Regions from separate parts of the Homo sapiens genome. Here region 2 is linked to region 1. The links are chromatin contacts, found by Hi-C or POLR2A ChIA-PET in ENCODE. All regions are on one chromosome and are shown on one strand. The core of a region is the stretch at or near the end of the contact, and the rest is flanking DNA. Distances in the headings are between cores, read along the strand shown. Region 1 holds the start of OCA2 (OCA2 melanosomal transmembrane protein). Region 2 overlaps APBA2 (amyloid beta precursor protein binding family A member 2).

The links. Hi-C counts contacts between places; a loop is a spot of excess contacts on that map. ChIA-PET counts read pairs that join two places held with the same protein, here RNA polymerase II (POLR2A). Pooled maps may share reads with other maps.
Region 2: a pooled map shows a loop between it and region 1 (2.2-fold over the local background). The contact joins the enhancer-like site here to the promoter of OCA2 in region 1. A Hi-C loop is called at or near these places in 1 of 168 maps with a recorded cell type or tissue (CD4-positive, alpha-beta T cell) and 1 of 50 pooled maps. POLR2A ChIA-PET finds 5 or more read pairs at or near these places in 1 of 52 experiments (WTC11).

The regions. Positions count from the first base shown.
Region 1 is chr15:28,096,690-28,104,199 of GRCh38, forward strand. It overlaps OCA2 (OCA2 melanosomal transmembrane protein), which reads right to left and starts at 2,626. Exons shown (of 24, transcript NM_000275.3): 1 at 2,535-2,626. RefSeq lists an enhancer at 1,921-2,573.
Region 2 is chr15:29,100,478-29,107,987 of GRCh38, forward strand. APBA2 (amyloid beta precursor protein binding family A member 2) reads left to right here. Exons shown (of 15, transcript NM_001353788.2): 10 at 1,122-1,307; 11 at 4,902-5,081; 12 at 6,130-6,342. Among named protein-coding and RNA genes, the nearest start is that of NSMCE3, 170 kb to the right of the region's middle. Within about 2 kb of position 3,459, at least 4 of the 41 ENCODE cell types and tissues checked have a DNase peak (open chromatin) inside an H3K27ac peak, as active enhancers do.

The sequences.
Region 1 (7,510 bases), core at 1,376-3,875:
AGAACGTTAAGCCAAACATCGTGGCTTTCCATCCGTTTTCTGTTCTTGTTTGAAAGAGTACGCCTCCTTCCAGCCTGGGAGGAGGGGCGGGGCCCGGGAGAGGGCCTCGGGAGGCCGCGGGTGGGCTCTGCCGAGGGCCGCGTTCGCAGGGCCCCCCGGGACTGGCGGCCCCGCGGCAGGCCAGGCGCACCTCTCGGGGAGAAACGAGCAGCGCCAGCAAACGCGCAGCCGGGCACGCGGCCGCCCAGCCCCGCTCCCAGCCCGGGGCCAGGACCCCTCCCCGCGGCGCCGCTGCCGCAAGCCTCCTCTGCTACCCCAGCTGCGGGCAGTTTGGCCCGGCGCTGTGCCGCTGTAGTTCGGTGTCCCTTCGCCCATCCTGCAGGCCAGCTTGGAAACTGTGTCCCATGCTCCTCGAAACACCGGACCTGCTCCCCGCCGCCCTGCGGAATGCGCCTCCTGGCGCCTCAGTGGGTGGCCGGGCCGAGAGCACAGGCGCGCCAGCCACACCTCCCCACGGGTCGGACCCACACGGACCCCGCCGCGCTCCGCCGAAACTGCGCGGGTCCCGCGGGTGGCCGGCGCAAGAGCCACAGCCCGCGACAAGCCGGCTGCCTGCAGGTCAGTGACAGAACCCCAAATGGAAACTGCGGAAACCCAACAACCAGCGAGTGAGCTGGTAGAGCCAGCGGCCCCAAGGAGCTGAGGGAGCTCCGGCTTGTGGAGTCTCTTCTCACATTTCCAGCATATGGAGAATGCCACACTGGGTCAGCCCCTGCCCCAGATCCTGCCCCCTGGCCTCCAGGCTCTGGGCTTTCCTCCCCTCTGTGGTAGCCTTTATCTCCATTGCAAGCCATCTTTCCACTACTAACAGTTAAAAGCCTCCCCTTTCTCTCTACTCTCCCAAGAAACCTCATCCTCACCTGTGGACAGGTGGCCGCCCAACTCTCTTCTGCAGCTCAAACCACTGTGTCCATCTACCTCTTTGTGTCCCTAGACATAAAGGTACCCAAAACTCCCAGAGTGCTGAAGCCACACCTGGCCTTTCCCAGGGGCCCACTGATCCCACCATCCATCACCCATCACCAACTGGGAATCCCCCCTGCAGCTCACCAGTGCTTCCCTGCCCCGGCCTGGCAACCACACTCAGTGGGAAGGCCTTGGCAGTGGCTTTCTTCAACTCCCCAGCTGCTCCCAACCCCCCAGCCACAGTGATCTTTCCAAAATGCATATGGCCTCAAACTCAAAATATTTCCTTGCTGCCTGCCACTCCAGCATAGAAACGGGGACCCAGGTGACACAGGTGTCATGCCGCTGGGTTTCCAGGGACAGCCAGGACCTCCCCATTCCTGGTATTCCTGATATCCTCAGATCTCAGCTGCTCCAGGGGCTGGAGGTTGCGTTCTTCTCATAAAACAAGAACAGTATAGGCATTTGCTTTTCATCAGTGTAATGAAACTTTAGGGACTTATGATCCTAAATCACATTACACCAATGTGAACTGCACTCAAATTGTTGTAAACTAAATTTGCAGAACAAGCAGTTTTTGTGCAATTCTTTGCAGTCTACTCAGCTCTTTCATCTCTGTGTTCAGGTTCAATCCTCATTAGTTCTTCTATGAGAGATAGTTATCCCCAGATGCGTTCAATGCTCAGCTCCTTGCCCTGGCAGGCCCCGTCCCAGGGTCCTGGATGGCAGATGCCATGCCCGCCCCGCGAAGCTCAGGCTCACCAAGCAAGCAAACCGCAGCTGGTTTAGGTAGACAGCAGCTGCCCACAACTGCTAACAGCCTCGGGTTTCTTTTCCTCAGAATCACTCACCCTAAATCTACACATTGTAGACTGTCACATTGGTCTAAGTAGTGCTCCTCAAAGTGCACTGCACATTAGAGTCACCTGGGGAGCTTCACCGCCGGGCCCCAGGCTCTGATTCGCCCAATGGGAAGGGAGCACCGGGCACTTGTCCTGAGCCCCTGGCCCCTGCCTGGTTCTGCAAACCCAGAGCGTCCACATACCAGGCTTCCTGTGCTTAACATTGTGTCCTTGAAAAGAGCTAGCTGCACTAATGCCCATTGATTTCACTGTGTGTGACCACAGTAAAGAGAAGCAGCTTTGAGGGATTTAGTGTTTTCACTCCAGTGCATTCCATTCTAAGGAAACGCCTGACCACGGCTCATGGCTAGGAGGCCCCGCAGTGCCAGATGCTGCCCTGGAGTTCAAGTGGAACATTTGCTGTCTGAACCTTTCCAAACTCCCCCCACCCATGACCTCATGGCCCACCAGGGGGCGACTTTTTCCTGGGTCGCCTGGCAGAGAGCCGGAGGGGGTGCTCAGGGGGCAGCTGCTGCAGGCCCAGGCGGACTCAGCCGCGCTAGGTCGGCTCCGTCGCACCCGTCTGTGCACACTAACCTTTAGGGGAACTTGCCTTGCTTCCTAAGCCGCGACTCAGCCGGGGCTGTGTAAACCCTCCCTGCCTGTTCCCAGGCTAGTCTGGCTCCTCGCCTCCTTCCTCCCGACCGCGGAGCACGTGCACTTTACCTGCGCACTTGCAGATCTTTCTCCAGGAGTGAGTTTAAGGTCCGCACCTCCGCTCTGGATGGTGAGCGGAGCACAGCCTTCGAAGTAAGAACTCAGAGGGAGCTCGGCGCTCCCGCAGCGGGTCCCCCACCCAGGCACGCCCCCGGCCCGGCCCCGCCCACAGCACTCCCCACTCGGCCCCGCCCACAGTGCGGCCACGCCCGTAGCACGCCCCTCCCGGCCACGCCCACAAAGCTGCCCACATGGCCCCGCCCACAGCTCGCCCGCTCCGCACCCCCGGCCCCTCAGCTCCCCAGCCCCCGGCGGCGCGGGCTGAGAGCAGCTCCGTCTAAGGCCACGCCGCCCCGGCGTCCCCGACAGCGCTCTCCGCGGGGATAGTTTCCAGCTTTACCTCTAAAGAGGCGGCCCAGGACTGCGGACAGGCTTTTCCCTATGAACAAGAACGGGGAAATGCTCAGTGAACATTCTGTTCCCTTCAGAGCTCTCCCAGCGGGCACTGAGAGGCCCTCCAGCTAGGACGCCAAGGTTACACTTGCCGACAGCCCCTCCTGCAGCACAGACACACACACGAGATACACAGACACACACAGATACACAGACACACACAGATACACACAGACACACACACAGATACAGAGATAGACACGATATACACAGACACAGATACACAGATACACATACACAGAGACACACACAGAGACACAGCAATACACAGACACACAGATACAGGACACAGATACACAGATGACACACAAGGACACATGCAGATACACAGACACACATACACAGATACACACAGACACATGCACAGATACACAGAGACACACACACAGGCACAGAGATACACACAGATACACAGATATACACACAGACACAGATACACAGACACACACAAATATATACAGATACTCAGACACAGATACACAGACACAGGTACAGACACACAGATACAGATACAGAGATACATACAGATACAGAGATACAGAGACACACACAGATACACACACGGACACACACAGAGATACACAGACACAGATATACACAGGCACACAGATACAGACACACAGATACACACATGCACAGATACACACAGATACAGAGATCTACACACAGAGATACACAGACACACAGATACGCAGACACAGAGATACACAGATACATAGACACATACAGACACACACACAGATACATGCACAGACACACACGCAGATACACATATACAGATATACAAACACAGATATACGCACAGACACACACAGATACACACACAGATACAGACACACACACAGATACACGCACAAACACATGGAGACAACACAGCTACAGACACACACACAGCTGCAGTGGCCAGGCCCTGCACAGGAATTGGCAGGAAGTAAGAGGCTCCATCCACAGTGTAACAGCAGAGCTGAAAGAGATCTCATGCCTTATAACAGAGCACATTGCACAGCCACAGGGTGGGCCAGGGGTTGCCCTGGTAGCAGGGACCGAGGATGTCCTCGGCATGGCAGGCTCCAGGACACTGAAGTTCCCAGCCAGGGCCCTGACAGCAGGAGAGCCCGAGATCTCTGAGACCACATTCACTGTCGCATGTGCAGACCCCTCAGTTCAGACCGCCGTGTGCGTTAGGTGTGGATATGGCTGGCAAGCAGCCTGCATGGTGACCCCCATCCTTGTGGGATGGCGGCTCCAGGGAGCCTGTGACCACCGATGCACCAGTTCCCGTCCCAGAAATACTGTCTCCTCCTCGCTCATCACTGCACCTGCTCCCCTCCCAGTGCCTCAGGGACACTGTTACAGGGCGGGAAGGGGCTGGGGCACAGAGCCCGGGGGAGGCTCCCTGAGTGGGCAGAAGGCTCTTGGTGTGCACGCAGATCTGTCGAAATGCGGGCTTTGAAACGCCAGCAGGACAGCTGCGGCCAAGCGTGTGGCTCTCTGTGCCTTGCAGGTCACAGTTGTTTTTGTGTAACTGCTGAATGTATGGGGAAGGAGCAACCCTACCCCAGCTCCAGGGATAGACCCTGAGTGGCCACAGTAATGGAGGAAACCCAACTTCCATGCCAGGGACTGGCTCGGGTGAGCCAAATCTATGTGTCCCAGCCCTGGCGGCAGCTGAGGGGTGACAAAGCCCCCCCGCGAGCCGACAGGCACCCACACCCAGCACAGCCACATGCTCACTGTCTCTGGGCTTCTTAGCTGCCGTCAATCAGTCCCCTTGGTTGATTGACCCTCAGGGCCAGATGGGGTTTCCTTTCCTGGTGGCTGAGAGTGAGTGTTGCCTGCAGATGCATCAATGGAAGCCTGTGTGTGACTCGAACAGCCAAACTTGCCTTCAAGGGGCACCGTGCTTCTTCAGTTACAAGTGATTGGGGCCAGTCTCAGAAATGATGTGGTTTCTCCTGAGCATGAAGATTTGGGTCCCAAACAAGATATGATATAGAATTATACTTTTTTGGCTGGCCAAGGAAATTCCAGAAGGAAATCCCAAAATAAGGTCCCCCTAAATGTTCTTGGCAAAGAACAGCACCATTGGAATCAGATATAAAAGCCAAAGGTGGCTATTTCCAAGCAGAGGGCTGGGATGCGGTGTCGCTTTTGTGTACGTGTATGTGCATATTTTATGTTTGTGGGTGACCCAGTGAAGGCACCCTTGGCTTCTTGCCCTGGACAGGCAGTTGTGACTCAGAGGACAATGGTCCAGGAAAGTGAGAAGCTCTCAGAATTGGGCAGGCCTGAGGGTGCAGGAAAGCGCTGCCTCCCCAGACCACAGCATCCAGAGAGAAGAAAGCGCCTCCCAGCCCAGCCCTCCAGCCCCGTCATGGGGAAATCTGTCTACAGCTTCCCTTTATGAATCCTTCCCCAGGGGTCCCCGGGGCCACCTGCTGTGCAGGCCTCTGCAGTCCCCAGTCTCTGCCTGTTCCTGCCATGGTTCAGCCCACAAACCCTATGCACCCACCCCTGCCCGAAGTTGGCTTGATTCAGCAAGCATTCTGTCAAGTTCCCAGATCCTGCGGGTCTGGAATTCAGAAAGGCACAGTGGAAACAGCTCGTCTGCTCCCCACTGCAGCCAGGGCAATGTGAAAGCTGGAAATGACTGGAGTCTGGAGGATCCGGAGGTGCACTTGCTCACTCTAGGGCGGGTCTGTCGGCTCTGCCACGTGGCCCCTGCACCAGCTCTTGGACTTCCTTACAGCATGGCAGCTGGGGCCCAAGAGACAGGAAACAGAAGCCACCAGTTCCTTAGGGCCTGCACCCAGGACTGGCAGGTGTCATTTCTGCCATATTCTATTGGCCAAGCAGTCAAGGAGCCCAAGGAAGGACACAGACACCAGTTCTTGAGGGGAGGAATGTCAAAGAACATTGGAGCCATGTTTTTTGTGTTTGTTTCTGTTTTTGAGACGGAGTCTTGCTCCGTCGCCAGGGTGGAGTGCAGTGGCGTGATCTTGGCTCACTGCAACCTCCGCCTCCCGGGTTCAAGCAATTCTCCTGCCTCAGCTTACTGAGAAGCTGGGACCACAGGTGGGCGCCACCACACCCAGCTAATTTTTGTGTGTTTAGTAAAGATGGGGTTTCACTATGTTGGCCAGGATGGTCTCGATCACTTGACCTCATGATCCGCCCACCTCGGCCTCCCAAAGTGCTGGGATTACAGGCGTGAACCACCGCGCCCGGCCAGAGCCATGTTTTAAAGTTACCACGGCTTTAGGAGGCAGGAGCTGCATAACATGAGGGCATGATGCTACCTTCTGAACTTAAATTCCGGACTTTAAAGACATGTTTAAATGTAATGAGCTGTGGAGTCACAGGAACTCCCATTCATTGCTGGTGGGACCGCAAGATGGTACAGCCACTTTGGAAGACAGTTGGGCCGTTTCTTACAAAACTAAACACTCTTAGAATATGATGCAGCAACCAATGTTCCTTGGTATTTACCTAAATGATTTGAAAACTTATGTTCACCCAAAATCTGCACACGGGTGTTTATAGCAGTTTTATCTGTCATTGCCAAAACTTGGAAACAACCAAGATGCCTTTCAGGAGGTGAATGAATAAACAAACTAGGGTACATTCAGACAATGGAATATTTATTATTCAGAGCTAAAAAGAAATGAGTTATCAAGCCATGAAAAGACACAGAAGAACCTTAAATGCAGATTACTAAGTAAAACAAGCCAATCGGAAAAGGCTGCATACTGCCTGATTCCAACTAGATGACTTTCTAGAAAGGTAAAACTATGGAGACAGTAAAAACATTGGTGGCTGTCAGGAGCTAGTGGGGAGCGGAGGGATGACTAGCTGGAGGGGATTTCAGGGCAGCGGCCCTAGTCTGTATGATACTGTAAGGCGGATACAGGGCATTAAACATTCGTGCAAACCCACAGAAGGCACTGCCCGAGTGAGCCTCGATGTAACCCGAGGCCTCTGGATAATGCTGGTGTGTTGGTGTAACCCATGGGCCAATCTGGTGGGCAGCATGTGCACTGGGGCAAGCTACATGTGTGGGGTGGGTGTATATGGGACTTCTCTGTACCATCTGATCGATAATGTCTTTCTTTTAATGAATTAGAGGAAAATAGAAAGTCTCATTTGTCTGTGGGGAAAAAATCAATTTTGAAAAGTGAGTGGGATGGGCAAAAACTCCAGGACTGACTCAGGAATAAAAACGATTATAAACTTCATCCTGAAGAGGGTGGGTCCTGTGACTGGGAGGGGCTGGCCCAAGTCCCGGGTCATCCTGAGCTGAAGGCTCCATGCGGAGGGGCGGCCCTGGGTGGCAGGAGAATGGGGAGGCCAGGCCCGTGGGGGTGGGAAGAAAGTGGGGTCCTGAGAGCTGGTGCTCCAGCGGGGAGCGAAGCTGGACACGGGAGTCTGCAGCTTGAGGGACGAAGGTGCCTGCTATTGCTTCTGGATGTTGAGTAGTTGGTATCTCTGTGCGTGTGTGTTTCCATTTGCATTTGGATCCCATGAGACATGAG
Region 2 (7,510 bases), core at 2,209-4,708, 1.0 Mb after region 1:
TTTTTTGAGCTTTGTGTGCAGTCTTGTTAGGTAGGGGTTGTGGGCAAGATGCTGGCTGGAGATTCCTGTCCAAGGACAAAAAACCATCAAGAGTCATGGGCCTGCCAGAGGCCGAGGGAATTGAAGTCAGGTGGGCTACCTTGGTGTCTTTTGACCCAGGCCCAGGCTGTTTGGGCTCCCTGGGAAGAGCTCATTGAATGACAAACATTGGCCTTGATGCTTTCCTCTTCTGCACAGCAGGAAGGCCAGGCCAGGCCACTCTTGGGCCCATAGGAGAGCACCTCGTTCAGAAGGGACCCTTCTCCAGAGCCACTGGTGGCCTCTCATCCGGGAATGTATGGGTTTCACTATATGGCAAGCCCCTGCTCCAGCAGAGACAGCCCGAGAGCTCACCTGACATCACGCCTCCCTGGGTTCTGCACAGTCCATTTTGGAAGCTGGGACTGAGATGAGGGCAGAGTGACTTTGACTGTAAATCATTACCCTAAAACGCTCTGTTAATTAGGGCCGTGGTTCTCAACCAGTGTGATTTTTGTCCCTCAGGGGACATTTAGCAATGGCTGGAAATAATTTTCATTCTCACACTTGGGAAGAGGGAGGTGCTACTGGCATCTCCTGGGGAGAGGCTTGGAATGCTCCTAACACCTTGCAGTGCACATGACAGCCCTCCACAATAAAGAATGATCCGGCCCCAAATGTCAGGAGAATCAGGGTTGCGAAACCCGAATAATTGGAGTGCCTTTTTTTTTTTTTTCCTTTCTTTTTTTTTGAGACGGAGTTTTGCTCTTGTTGCCCAGGCTGGAGTGCAGTGGCGCAATCTCGGCTCGATGCAACCTCTGCCTTCACAGTTCAAGCGATTCTCCTGCCTCAGCCTCCTGAGTATCTGGGATTACAGGCACCTGCCACCACGCCCAACTATTTATTTTATATTTTTAGTAGAGATGGGGTTTCACCATGTTTGCCAGGCTGGTCTTGAACTCCTGACCTCAGGTGATCTGCCTGCCTCGGCCTCCCAAAGTGCTAGGATTACAGGCTTGAGCCACCATGCCCAGCCCTGGAGTACTTTTCAATGGATTGTCCCAGTAGTGTTCCCTGACGTGGCACTGTCTCCCTCCCGACAGGAAACCATGATGGACCACGCCTTGCGTACCATCTCCTACATCGCCGACATTGGGAACATTGTAGTGCTGATGGCCAGACGCCGCATGCCCCGGTCAGCCTCTCAGGACTGCATCGAGACCACGCCCGGGGCCCAGGAAGGCAAGAAGCAGTATAAGATGATCTGCCATGTGTTCGAGTCGGAGGATGTAAGTAAGCCCTTGCCAGGGCACTCCCCTCCCAAAGTTCACAGCCCAGGGCGGCTCCAGGATCCAGGCGCTGTGGAAACCACCCTCAGGTGGAAAGCCTCCATGCTGTTACTGATGTTTCCAGTGGATCAGTGATCTTTTGCATACTCTTTGGGTTTGCAAAGATAGTGAATACAGTTTTATTCTACTTCTTGAAATAGGTTCTTCAGGAGCTGTTTATAAATTGAGTTGTGGTTAAATATATGAGGGAGCTATTTGAAGAAATCCCTTTACAAAACATTTTCTCTACTAAAAATGAAGTTAATCTTTGCATAACTTTTGTTATTAAAATGCAAATTTTCGCATGGCCCTGGCATGCTGTATAAAGAAAGCACATCTGCACATGAGGCTTAGTTCTGCCTTTGCGTGTGGTCTTCAGAGGAAGTAAAAAGTGATTCTGAAGTATAAGATACCAAAGACTCAGGAAAAGATCACAAGCCCTTTGGCTCCCTCCTTGGCTGGAGAAGAGTGTTGTTTTTAGCCTGGAGGGGGACAGAGGGGCTGAGGAAGGAGCAGCAGGGCCAAGAGGGGAGCTCAGAGAGGAACTGTCCTTCCTGGAGGCTGATCTTACTCACAGACCAGCAGGGGGCGCTGCTGGTGAGCCAGTTTTGTGGCTGTTGCCAGAGTGAAATTTTAAAATATGATCTATGGCTGGGCACGGTAGTTCATGCCTGTAATCCCAACACTTTTGGGAGGCTGAGGTGCGTGGATCACCTGAGGTCAGGAGTTCAAAACCAGCCTGGCCAACATTGCGAAACCCTAGTCTCTACTAAAGATACAAAAAAATTAGCCAAGCTTGGTGGTGCGTGCCTGTAATCCCAGCTACGTGGGAGGCTGAGGCAGGAGAATTGCTTGAACCTGGGAGGCGGAGATTGCAGTGAGCTGAGATCGTGCCATTGCACTCCAGCCTGGGTGACAAGAGTGAAACTCCGTCTCAAAAAAAAAAAAAAATCTATCCTTCAGGGGCAGTTGGCCAGGGCGTTCTTTTTCACATAAGGACTTGAGGCTGTCTCAGGGACCTGGGCAATAGGGAAGGGTCCCCATATTGTCATGATCCTGACATACAGCATGGAAACTGAAGACAGGGTTCAAACCTTTGGCTGGCGCAGTCATCTTCTTCCTAAGAACTTGGGTCCACTTGAAGTGCTTCGGCGCAATGGCAGATTTACAGGAGGGAGAGAGCATTTCAACAGCGCACTCACACATTCCTTCCACCGCTACACGGAGACCCTTCGAAACCTGGATGGGTATTTCTGTGTGACTGAGGGCCGAGGATGTGTGAGAGACCTGGCTTGGGGATGGGCCACAGGTACTGGCGGAATGAGGCCAGGAGCAGGCCCGGTGGCGAAGGGTGGCAGTCAGCTGGTGAGAGTTTCCAAGGGGCACTGAGAGCCCCCAGGTGCAGCCGATGCGGAGGGTTAAAGCCAGGGTATGCCGTATTGGGTAGATGAGGCCGCAGGGTGGTCCTGCCAGCAACAGCAGCCTCCTCTTCCCCACCTCTCCAGCGCCTGCAGGCTCTGCCCACAGCCCACTTGCAGGAGGCCGCTTGAGCCCTGAGGTGGGGCCTGGGCTGGGCTCCTGGACTCACAGCAGTGAACGCCCACAGGCTTGGCTGCGAGTTGGGGCCGGCAGGGCGACCCCTTCTCTGAAGCGCCAGCCGCAGAGAGAGCCCCCTGAACCCCACACCTCCCAGGAGGCAGCCGGTACCCGGCGTGGAGTGACGGGGAGGCGGCGGCTGGCGGCACACCAGCGGCCCAGATGACACCGGAAGGAGGCGCAGCCCCGCGGAGCCGGCTCCCCGGGCTTGGAGCTTCCGCGGGGGCGGAGGATGTCGTCCAAGGGGAGGAAGAATGGCGGTGGCCCGAGGGAGCCCAAGTGGAGTCCGAGGGCCGTGGGTGGTGGAGCCGGGCCTCCGGGGCTCCAGGGCTCTCAGGCCGTCCTTCCCAGCCAGGTGGCCTCGTCAGGCGGAGACAGAAGCAGAGGCCTGGGGGCCGCCCTCCGCTCTTCCCAAAGGCCCGACCCTCTCCTGCGCGGGCGCTGCCCCCGGCCCTCCTGCCGAGCCCCATCAGCTCGCCAACTCCGCAGGCCAGCCCGGCGGCGCCATCTGGCGGTCCCCGGGCGTCGCGCCTCCAGCTGGGTCTGTGCGCGCGGCAGAGATGCTGGGCGTGGGAACCGGCAAGTCCTGGAAACGGCTTAGGGCCCGTCAGGGAGGGCAGTTCCACGCCTGCTGGAGGGCAGGCCGCCTGCTGCGCGCTTCTAATCCGGCCCAGCTTGTCTTTCCCAATGCATACATTCATCTGCTGCTCTTACATCCTGCCACGTGGAGAGTGGGAAGGGAATTGAGGCCAAAGCCCTTGTTTTCACCTGTTTTGGGATCCTGTTGAGTAGGAGTTTGCTGGGGGCGCCCGTGCAGGACCCCCTTGAGGGCAGTTGGGGAGGCACGTGAGGAGCAGGACAGCGCATAAGGAGGGCTCACACAGCCCAGAGCCTGGCGGGAGGCCCCGCTGTGGGCTGAGGCGTCACCAAGGCCGCCAAGAGCCCCGCCGCGCTCCCAGGGCTGCACAGCTGCCAGCCTGCTTGGCGAGCTCCGGGAGCTCAGTACAGCCCTCACCTCCCACTGTCTCCTGTCTGCGCACCAGCAGGCGGCCGGCCAGGCCCTGAGTGCTGTTTCAGTGTCCAGGCCTTTGCCATGTCAGAGTCGGTGATGTCCACTGAAGCAGCTCAGCGGAAGTAGAAAGAAGTGACGTGCTTCATGGGGCCTGTGTGGAGTCCCAGGTCTCATGTCTTGCAGGCCTGGCCTGGCACAGCCACACATCCCTAGAAGAGCAGCCAGGCACACCCTCTGCCTCCAGTGGGCACTGGGTTCTGTTGCTACCGATAAATACATGCGGGGTAGACAACTAGCAGCACGATGCTCCCGGAAAACACACTGAAAGTCCATTTTCGGCATCAGATGAGTGGAAAGGAAATACAGATGGGGTCAGGTGCAGTGGCTCACACCTGCAATGCCAACAGTTTGGGAGGCCAAGGCAGGAGGATCACTTATGTCCAGGAGTTTGAGACCAGCCTGGGCAATATGGCAAGACCCCTATCTCTACAAGAAAACTTTTTTTAATTAGCTGGATGTGGTTGTGCTCACCTACATTCCCACTCCAGTCTGGGCAACAGAGCCAGACCTCATCTCGAAAGAAAAAAAAAGCAACAAAAATATGACATGTAGTAAATAATTCATTGTTGTCCCAGACTTTCTTTGAAACAGCTTTGACCTGGAGCATCTGGGCCGTGCCACAGCTTAGGCAGGGACAGTCAGGAGTAGACCCTTTGGGGTTCAGGGCAACACTGGGGTTCGCTCACGGTGGAGTGCTGGTGGGAGACAGCCTTCATCAGATGAGGGAGGGCCCCCAGTTTCTTTCTTGTTCTTCTAAGCCCGAGCAAGGGCTCCCTTGAAGGCTTATGGGTGCATCCTGCACCCAGCCCTGCCGCAGCCCCCTGCTGAGGAGGCTGCGGGGAGCCTGTGCCACGTGCCTGTCTCCAGCTGGCCTGCCCTCTGCACAGGCCCAGCTCATCGCCCAGTCTATCGGCCAGGCCTTCAGCGTGGCCTACCAGGAGTTCCTGCGAGCCAATGGCATCAACCCCGAAGACTTGAGCCAGAAGGAATACAGCGACATCATCAACACCCAGGAGATGTACAACGACGACCTCATCCACTTCTCAAACTCGGAGAACTGCAAGGAGGTAAGCCACACCCACCAGCCTCAGGGAGGCCACATTTGCCAGCTTCTGCTCCCTGAGCTCCTGCAGAGCGAGCCTTCCCGGGGTCCTCACGCACACCCTTGCCTTCCTATCAGACTCCAGTGGGGCCCGGAATGTGCACCTCGCTCCTGCCTTCCAGCTGAGCACTTGGGTGTGAAATGAGGTGTTTGTAACAAAGAAGCTGATTACAGTCAGCTTTAATGACCTCGAAAATGCGCCTTTTAATGCTGCTATTATCATCAACCAGCACTCAGCACCCAGGAGATATTTCTGAAAAGCATGTGGCATCTCTAAAGGGAGCCTGGGGGCTCTGGCAGAGGAGGCTGGAAGCCACCAGTAGCAGAGGCCTTAGCTGGTCCCAGTGGCTTCCCCCAGGGGACTTTGGAAAGTTCTTATGGGCAGAGGAGCAAATTCCCTGGGGATGGCCCATACCTGGACTGTTTGTTAAATGGCTGAATGATTGTGTCTGCTGTGGATGAGTGGATGGTCTCTGCTGCTTGTTGAATGGGTGAATGCATGATCCTGGTTTCTTGCTGAAGACATTCCAGGCAGTTTCTGAGACAGTGACCTTTGAGAGGAAATAAAAGTAGAAGGACTTTTCCAACAAGAGTGAAGGCCGGGGGCAGGATATGGGTATGGGAGCCTGAGAACATTCCTCTGGCCTCTGTGGGTGTGGAAGGAGCAGGAACCAGGACACTGGAGCCCTGCTTGGGGTGGGAAGGTCAGTGTTGGGCACGGGTGGGGTTGGGGTCAATGCCAGGCACGGGTGGGGATAGGGGGTCTGTGCTTCCAGGTTCCCAGGATTGCTGGGTGGACCCCAGGAAGGTGTGGGAGCCAGACTGGGGTGAGGCTGGGGGTGGGTGGGCAGGGCTCCCAGCCCAAGACCTCTCCTGGCTGAGATGAGCCAGCCTTGGATCCCAGGGCAGGGCGGGATGTGCCAGGACAGGGTCAGCCTCATCCTCCTGTGGGTCCTTGGCAGAGGCCTCGGTCCTTGCCGCCAGCCCCTCTCACACTGCTGATCCCTTTGCAGCTGCAGCTGGAGAAGCACAAGGGCGAGATCCTGGGCGTGGTGGTGGTGGAGTCGGGCTGGGGCTCCATCCTGCCCACGGTGATCCTGGCCAACATGATGAATGGCGGCCCGGCTGCCCGCTCGGGGAAGCTGAGCATCGGGGACCAGATCATGTCCATCAATGGCACCAGCCTGGTGGGGCTGCCCCTCGCCACCTGCCAAGGCATCATCAAGGTAGGCACCCTGGGATCCTCCGCCCAGGGGTCACCTCAACCCTGCCTCACTTCATCCCCACTTTGCTGCAATCCCCACTTCACTGCAATCCCCACTTCACCCATGGGGAAACTGAGGCCCAGGGAGACCCACCCGGTGACTGGTCGATGATGGTATCAGAATTTGAACTCAAGACCATTCCCCATGTCTGAATCAGAGGTGGACCCGGGCTGGCCTGGGGTGGGAAGGGAGGGGTTGTCTGAGCCCTGTACCGAGCCATGTGGCCCTGGGCAAGGGCCCAAGAACCAGTGAGTATAGGGTGACCAGCTTATCCTGCTTTGCCTGGGACTTTGCCAGGTTAGCACTGAAAGTCCGGCTTCTGGGAAACCCCCTCAGTGCTGGTGGGCTGGGGAGGTGGGGCACCCTGCATGGGTTGGGTTCTGGGACGCAGGTTCCCTTAAGTAAGGAGGCCACCCTGACCGTCAGACTCGTGAGCTTGCAGCTTTGGGAGGTGCTGCCTGTCGCTGTGAGGGGTCAGGCAGAAGGGTCACCGGCAGCTAGGGTGGGGGCCTTCACACTGGCCGCCTGCGAAGGAATGGGTTCTGCCTGCTGCTGGCGGCTCTTGTGACCCAGCTGTGGCCTGGCCCCCAGCCCTCTGTGGCATGTTCCTCCCCACCCTGCTGTGGTCTTGGTGCTGGAGGAAGCGCCTTCCTCCTCTTTGTTCGGCATGAGAGATGAAGGGCATTCCCCAGGCCAGAGCATCCCATAGACTGGCTCTCGGAGCTGGCCCGGCAGAGCGTCTGCCCGATGGGCAGCCACACAGAGAGACATGGGAGAGGCCTCCACCAGTGGCACCAGAGGGCTCAGCAGTTGAGGCCCCCCCTCCCAGGGCTGCAGCTCCCAGGTGGAGGCTTGGGTTCCTCCCTGTGCCTCCTCACCCCCACCGGACCCCGGCGGCCTGGCGCACCCGCTGACAATTGCGTCCTCACTCACAGAGATTTGCTGTGTGGTCACTCCCTGCCCTGCAGGAGGTCCGTCCTTGGAGGGCATTGGGTTTTGAGGAAGGTGTCTCCACATCCTTCCGTAGGAAGCTGTCCCGAATTCGGCATGATGATGGCCCCCTCGACACCCTGAGGGTGACCTGGTGCCAGGTGCGTTGGTTCTGCCCAGTGGCACTCAGAACCTGGGC